Linked DNA regions of Homo sapiens: region 1 is linked to region 2. A link is a contact called in ENCODE Hi-C data. All regions are on one chromosome and are shown on one strand. Each heading gives the region's core, a stretch centred on a gene start or an enhancer-like site at or near the end of the contact. The rest is flanking DNA. Distances are from core to core; before and after follow the strand shown. Region 1 overlaps ZDHHC14 (zDHHC palmitoyltransferase 14). Region 2 holds the start of SNX9 (sorting nexin 9).

Region 1 (3,751 bases), core at 1-2,500, 270 kb before region 2:
GAATTGTGCCAAAAAAATTATCTCCCGACATTGCCAAATGTCCCCTTGGGCACAAAGTCACCCCCAGTAGAGAACCACTGCTGTAATGTGAACTGAATTTGTGAGGGCTGAAGGGACCGTCCGCCTAGGAGGGGATCAGGAGGGATTAATCACGGGAGGCCTCTGGAGGACAGAGATGCACGCTGGATTCACAAGACACGCAGGCCATGAATGGCCGGAGGAGGCGGTACTGGGATGCGGGGCGGCAGAGACCAGGAGAAGGGAGGTGTTATTTTACAAACTAGCGACTGAACAGGAAAATATGGGGACCCCAGCTAGATGTCTTCAGCTGCCAAGCGTGGCGTACTCGGAGTAATTAGTGGATTTGGTTCGTGTTGTGGTGGGTCATAGCTGCACAAGGCAGGCGTCAGCAGGCAGGAAAGCAGAGCCAGCAGAGAGGACAGGGGTGGGGGGTGGAGGGTGGGAAGGGGGGATGGCCAGCACCCCACAGCGCTCGCTGTCCCCGGGCCCCATGTGTGTGTGTTCCACATGCCCATCAGTCCTCTCGGCAGCCCTCTAAGCCAGAGGCTACTGTGATTCCCACTTTACAGCTGGAAAAACTGAGGCACGCAAAGGACGAGTAACTCCCAAAGCCTCTCAACTAGTAATCAGCAGAGCACAGCTCAAAGGCCTGCCTGGCCGCTGAGCTCATGCCCTCACTGTGCTGTTTGGTAGGGGTTAAGGCAGTGCCAGGGGATGGAGCTCCTGTCGCCAGCAGGCGGAACGGGTCTCGAATCCAGGCAGTCAAACAAGGTTTGAAAGGAATACAAATGCCTACCCTAATTGACAGCACAGTCAGGAGCACGTACAGAGTGAGACTGAACAAGAAAGCCAGAGATGGAGTCCAGGGAGACAGCTCAGAGCCGAGGCCCCGGGGCTGGAACAGGGGACACGAGGCTGGTGTTGAAGCAAAGGCTGGAGCAGAGTGACAGGTGGGGACAGAAAGGGGAAGAGATGGCTGCCACCAGCTGAAGGACAGGCCCGGGCGGGTTCCAGGCGAGCTGAAGAGTGCTGACTCTGGTGGAGAAGCCAGTGAGAGGTGGGGCTGATGAGGAGGAAGAGTTGCGGGCACTGAGGGGCTCGGGTTAGAGATGAGGCCAGGCCTGTATCAGGGAACTGGAGCGCAGAGGGATCCCTCCAAGAGACACTGAGGGAGGACTCAGTCCTCTTTCTCCACGAGGGAAAGGCCGAGAGCCTGGACCAGACCATGCCACTCCGGGCTGTGTCCTGGGGAGGCCGCTCAGCCCTCCAGCTGCAGTCACCTTCTCTGAACCAGGGGCAAAATAGCACCACCTGAACTGCCGGGCTGCTCGGAGAATGACATGAAATATTGCACCTGCGGGCCTAGCACAGCCTCTCGCACGCTGTAGCAGGAGAGGAGGATTTGCTAGTGGTGACTAGGTCAGGGCAGAGTGGGAAATTGCAGCCAAATTAAACAGAGGGGCAGGGCCAGCACCACGGGCGGGCAGAGGACCTGTGCCAGGCTGGTGGCTCTGGGAGGGTTCTGCCAGGCGTCAGGATTGGTAGGGGTGCCTGTTCTGATAGAAGGGAAAAGAAACTTGACTTTTGCCATGTTAGGATTTTAGTCTCCAATGGCTCATCCTATAATATATATGGATTTTATAGACATGGACAGAAAGTGCACAGTTGATTTTCACATTCGGCAGAGGTGAGTCGTTGGTTAGATGTGTCCAGCATGCGTTAGATGGAAGAATGAGATGAAAACAAAACGTTATTTTAGGGGCAAGACTTTGGTTGTCCTTATTTGCAAATTTAGCTCTAAGAATAACTTCAAGACAAGGAAGGGGTTTGTGGTCCACCTCTTGTCAGCTGGGTCCATTGCTATCTGCAGACTTCCTCGTTTCATTTCTGTAACCACTGAGAGGAGTGTGAGCAATAGATGGCTCTCAGCTCAGTGCTCCCAAGCAAATAGACTAGCAAAGGAATGGCGGCCACTCCCCTGTGGGAGGCCCATGCTGTGCAATCCGGGCAGAGTACTGGGGACTGCTCTCACTTCCGTCACCCTTATTGGGATAAATAGTGAATTTCCCCTGATTTCCAATGAATGATTTTGATTGGCCAAGCCAGCGCTGTCCAGTAGTCTATAATGTGAGCCACACATGCAAGCCACACATGGTAAATTTTCCAGCAGCCACTGTATAATAGTAAAAAGAAGCAGGTGAAGTTCACTTTAATAGTATGTTTTATTTAGCCCAGTTATTGGGAGTATGATCATTTGAAAAGTAATCAATATGTAAAGATATTTAAAGTATTGAGATATGTTACATTCTCTTTTTTTGTACTAAATCTTTGAGATCTAGCCACAATATGTGTGCCCAAGAGCCCCCTGCAGACAGTGGCCAGCACCTTGGACAGCATAGATCTAAACTCCTCAACCGACATGCTGCCATTCCCAGAAATGGCTGATAATTACTCTGAGCCAGGTGACATTCATGTCCCCCTGATCCCCTTTTGACAGATGCCTGGTATTCTGATGGTTCATTTCTGACCTGGCTAGTCTGCATTACACAGGGAAACTGTTCAAGAGCCATGGATCACCCAGAGCGCCCACAGGTAGGCCGTTCAGTGACAAGAGTAGCCAATCGAGAGGGCTGACACCCAGCTGTTACCAAGTCTAGAGGAAAACAAAACTAATGACTCTGGTGCAAACATGGAATCCAATTTTGTGGAGAGGAGGAATTTCTAATATAAGAAAAGCAATGGCCCATCAGTAAAGAAAGATTGGATTCAGGCAAAAGCAATGAAAGACTCAGAATTGTGTTTTTGGTTTTATGTCTTCTGTTTGGGATCCTCATTTCAGGCCCTTATGATTCTGTTTTTCCACTTGACAGTGCACAGGGTGGTTGTAAGGAGTCATTACTAAAACAAAAATGATTGGGATGGCATTTTGCAAAAATCACCAAGTGAACTTTGGTGGTAAAAAAAAAAAAGCAAACAAACAATAAAACAAAGTTCAAGTAATGTAGATCAGAGATTCCTCTTCCCTGCTGTAGGAACTTTCTAGGGGAGAAGCATCTGGAAGCAGGACTTGCAGGCACAGCTGCTCAGCCCCCAACCTCGGAGGGTGGATTTCCCCCCAGCTCTCTAATACAAATGAAAGTGAGCCCTTTGAGTCTAATCACACTTCCCAACTCTTACAGCTCAAAACACACAAACAATGAGCTTTTTCAAGCTCCCCATGAAGCTCTGCCGAGATAAAAGCAGTTAACAACCACTCTTCCATGATGATAAATGGTTGTTGGTTTTCTTTAATCAATATTTTAATAACTATTTGCACACTTTGACAATTATGACTACAGAGAGACTGATGGTGATTACAGAAGCAGATTGCAAAGGTGATTCACGAGGATGTGGTGGTCGGCCATCTCTCTGGGACAAGTGGGCTTTAGCCGGGAACCTGCTGCCCCACAGGCTTCTGAAGCAGGTGTACTGTAGCTATTGCGTGGGCAGCTGATGTGGCAACAGTCGGCCCCGCTTCCTGGCTGACGCGCTCTTCTCCAGGACAGCTTTGCTCCCCAGCAAGTGCAGCAAAAATTCACTCCAGAATCAGTCACTTGCCTCTTTCCGTGGGCATGACTTTAGAGCCATTGGCTTTAGAGCTGAGTTGGCCACCACCCTGTGCCTGCATGAGTGGAAAGAATCCGCTCAAGCTGGAACTGCCCTCAGGTCTCCCAAGGAGAGCCCAGCCACC
Region 2 (4,146 bases), core at 1,502-4,001:
GTCTCCTCTATAACATTCATGAAGTAATGTTGATTTTGACTGACGTATATAAAAATAAAACTCCTAAGTTTAGCAGTATTTACTGGAGATATACTACCCAATTCATTACTAAAAATGTGAAAAAGATTTTAGTTATGTTCAAGATCCCTTCGGTGTGGCTTATTGTGAAAGTGCACATGTTTATCTCTTTTTTTTTTTTTTTTTTTTTGAGTCGGAGTCTTGCCCAGGCTGGAGTGCAGTGGCTCGATCTCGGCCCACTGCAACCTCCGCCTTCCGGGTTCAAGTGATTCTCCTGCCTCAGCCTCCTGAGTAGCTGGGACTACAGGCGCGTGCCACCATGCCCAGCTAATTTTTGTATTTTTAGTAGAGACGGGGTTTCACCATGTTGGCCAGGATGGTTTCGATCTCTTCACCTCGTGACCCGCCCGCCGCAGCCTCCCAAAGTGCTGGGATTACAGGCGTGAGCCACAGCGCCCGGCCATGTTTATCTCTGTTTATGTACTTTTTCATTTGTTTTTCACAGTCTTGCTCTTTTTAAAACAACAACAACAACAAAAAACTTCTAGAAATGAGGTCTCACTATGTTGCCCAGGCTGGTGTTGAACACCTGGGCTTAAGCAATCCTTCCACCTTAGCCCTCCACCATTACTTCTAAAAAATAAAACCAGGGTTATGAAATTGTTCTGGTGGGAAAAGCTTGAAGTCTCTAGTCTTCTTGCTTTCATGGTGCTGGGTGCCCAGGATGACTATTTGCATAGGATTTGCCAGATGAGCATGTGGAAAGGCCTGTCTTCACAGGTGTGCCCCTAACTTTGCACCTTCCTATCAAGGGATGCATTGTTGAACGGCTGCAGAGAGAGCTGTACCCAGCCTTCACATTTAAAAGAATATGGAAAACTCATTACTTATGACATTGCCTGAGTTCAAATCCTGGCTTTTCCACATACTAGTGTGTGCTCTTAGCCAAGTTATTTCTTCCATTGTTTATTAAAATATAACTGCTGTTTTTAAATGAAGTCATATATACACATGGTCAAAAACTCTGACAACAGGATCTGGCGAATCTTTCTCAGAAATTTTCTAGGAATGTGTCACATATTTCCTTTTTTTTTTTTTTTTTACATAAATGTACCATACATAATGTTCTTTTTATCTTTCTTAACACCTCTTAGAATATTATCATTTTCTTACGGGCTTCCTAGTATTTTTGTTTGAATGGATGTATCTTATTTACTGAAACAGTCCTGTTAACAAACACATAGGTTGCTTTCTGGTTGGAGTTATTACAGAACAATCTTTGATGAACATCTTTGAACACTTGTACAAGTGTTTGACAGGATAAATTCCCAGGAGGGCTGCTGGGTCCAAGGCTACGGTCATTTTCGATTTGAATAAGTATTACCAAATGGGCAAGTTATTTAAGTGATCCCTGAGTCGCTCTTCTTTGTAAACAGTGGACAATAATGAGTTTCTCAAATGTTTCTTATAAGGATTAAATGAGATGGGGATGTGGAAGCCTAGTATACAGCAAGCAGGCCGTCAATGAATGTTGGCCTCCCAATATTTTTTTTTACGGAGAAAGACAACTATTTATGCATATTATGATGACTATAGCTTAACCATGAGCTCAACAAACACAAAAATTCACAGAAAATTCTGCAATACCGTATCTATTTTAAACCCCATTATTGAATATAACTAGTGAAATCTCAGGTCAAATAGAATGTATTTAAGAAGACACAAACTTGACATTAAACACCAGAGATTTACATTTGATAGTTGTCTCTTCTTACAAATATATCCCTCATAATAATAAAAAAGCACTCCACTAGTATGCCAATTAAGACACATCTTCCAGTCGTGTTTTGTCCTTGAGTGAAAAATCTTGCTGCTCAATTCAAGTCATTCGTTTATTCATAACACCCATATATATATCTCCAACTCTGGAAAGAAACACTGACAGAAAGATGGAAAATTTTAGAGACCTCGTTTCCACTTCAGAGAGCCTGTTGTCCCCCAAACCTCTCGGGCCCTCCGGTATTTTTAAGCTTATCAAGATTCCAGAATGAGGTTAACGGGGCGTCACAGAACGAAACCCCCCACCGTCCCGTCCCAGGGGCTTCAAGCCAGGACCCCGGCCTGAGGGAGCCTCCGGGCAGGAGGAAGAGGCCCAGGAAGCCATCGCTCCGCTCCTTCCCAGCTGTTTATGTGGTACTCAGGGTACTCGGCCAAGGGCACGGCGACCCCGCAACACCCCAGGCGTGGGGCAAAGACAGCGGGGTTGCGGGGCTCCTGTCTGCCCGGGGCGTCGAGAGTTCCTGCCGCCCCCTCCCGCCTCATGCACGGAAAGCGCCGAGCCACGGCGTGCGGCGCCGGCCGAGCGTGAACCGGAGTCGGGGTTCGGCTACCCCGAGCGGCTCTGTGGGCCGCGGATCGCTTCCCCTGGGGCGGCCACGCAGGGTTGCGGGCCATGGCCTGGGGCGCCCGTCCGGACCCCGCCGCTGCGCGGGACGCCGCTCCCAGCCTCGACCAAGGGCGCCCGGGGGCGGCGGCGGCGGCGGCGGCGGTGACTGCCCGGGGCGGCGGCGCGGCGCGGGGGCGGCCAGGAGGCGAGGAGGCCGGGCCGCGGCCGAGGGCCCAGGGCGCGCTTCCGGCGGGCGTCGCGCGCGCCGCGGTAAATGGGAGGCTCGGCCGACAGGGGCGGGGGCCGCGCAGCCGGGGACTTTCAGGAACTGCAGGAGCGTGCGGCGCGGGAGTAGCCGAGCGCCCAGCGGCTGGGCCTGAGCGTCGAGACTCGGGGCCGAGGCGGAGGAGCGGCCGCCGCGCCGGGGCCCAGCCGGAGCCGCCGCCCTCGCCCTTGCCTTTGCCTGCGCGGCTCAGAATCACCATCCGCGGCGCGGGAGACGAGCCGGCCGTCCCGGGCCGGGGGACCCGCCCGCCATGGCCACCAAGGTGAGGGGCGCGCGGCGCAGGCCGGGCCGGTCGCTCAGGCCCGGGGCGGCGCGGAGAGGGTCGGGGCCGGGGCCGCGGGGAGGGTCGGGGCCAGGGGTGGTCGAGGGGCCACTCCGCTTCCTCGGTGGAGTCCCCGGGCGGGTCCGCGGCCCAGCCAGTCCCTTCTGGGCATGGGTGCGGCGGGCAGTGCAGACAGACCACCAGGATCGCACCGGGGGACGGCGTCGGGTCTGGGCGCGGGTTGGGACCCCGGGCGCAGCGAGGTTTGGGAAGTTTGCACCTGAGCGTGGGCTGCGGCGGGCTCGCCGGGAGGGGCCGCGGGACGGAAACTTCCCGCAGCCCGGGGAGGCCCCCGAGGCGACTGGCGCTCTGTGGCGTCCGGCGTCCCCGCCGCCCCCACGTCCCCTCCCGCTGCCGCCTGGGGGACCCTCGCCCCCGCGGGGCGGGTGGGGGTCGAGACCTCGGCGGAGAGGACGCGGCGCTTCCCGTCCCGGCCTGCGGGGGCTCGCGGCCGGGGAGGGACCGAGGCTGGGACGCCCCGCGCCCCTTTGCCTTCGCTGCTGTTATTTTTTTCTTTTGTTTTGCTACCTTTTCATTGTGAATGGCATTGCCGGCATGAATAAAATATCAAGAGGGAAATGACTGTGCTTTCGATTACGTGTTTGCCTGAAAAAAGGCCCAGGCCCGAATTACGTGGTGGAACTTTGACTCCTGCTTCGTCATTGGCTAGGAGCGGTGGTTTGCTTGTTTTACGTTATTGTTTATGAAATTAGCAGTCACTCTTGGCTACCTGAATTTTCAAAAGCCACCCTCCCCCGCTCCTTTTCCTTGGGCGTTTTCAGTAGTTACTTGATGTAGAATAGCCACTGGGGAAGTCACGGTCACGGAAGGGAGGACCTGGGGGAGGAGGCTCTATACCTGAGCCATTAACTGATCTGTGATACACTGTGAGGAGTGGGTTTACTTTTGCACTTAGTTTTTGTAATGTCACTTTGTTAGCATCAGCACCCCTTTGTCTATTTGTTTTTGAGATCTCTGAGCTACTTTTGGGTTGCTAGAAACGTTATTTTTTATTTTTCGATAGGTGTTTGCTTTTTTTGTGGAGTGTTAAGGTAGAAAATGGTAAGAAATGTGAAATCTCTTTGAAAGATCAGCATTGCTTGACTTCGGTCTGCTAGATGTTGTGCTGTGGTA

Evidence for each region. A loop is a pair of places that touch in the nucleus more often than their neighbours do. Pooled maps may share reads with other maps.
Region 1: a loop to region 2 is called in a pooled map, with 2.0 times the contacts of the local background. The contact joins the enhancer-like site here to the promoter of SNX9 in region 2. A Hi-C loop is called at or near these places in 13 of 37 single-sample maps with no recorded cell type and 6 of 50 pooled maps.

Annotation. Positions count from the first base shown.
Region 1 is chr6:157,555,806-157,559,556 of GRCh38, forward strand. The region is part of intron 2 of ZDHHC14 (zDHHC palmitoyltransferase 14); the gene reads left to right. Among named protein-coding and RNA genes, the nearest start is that of MIR3692, 29 kb to the left of the region's middle. RefSeq lists enhancers at 906-1,215, 914-1,699. Within about 2 kb of position 1,251, at least 5 of the 41 ENCODE cell types and tissues checked have a DNase peak (open chromatin) inside an H3K27ac peak, as active enhancers do.
Region 2 is chr6:157,820,495-157,824,640 of GRCh38, forward strand. SNX9 (sorting nexin 9) reads left to right here and starts at 2,752. Exons shown (of 18, transcript NM_016224.5): 1 at 2,752-2,952. The coding sequence starts at 2,941. RefSeq lists a silencer at 2,561-2,880 and an enhancer at 3,531-3,580.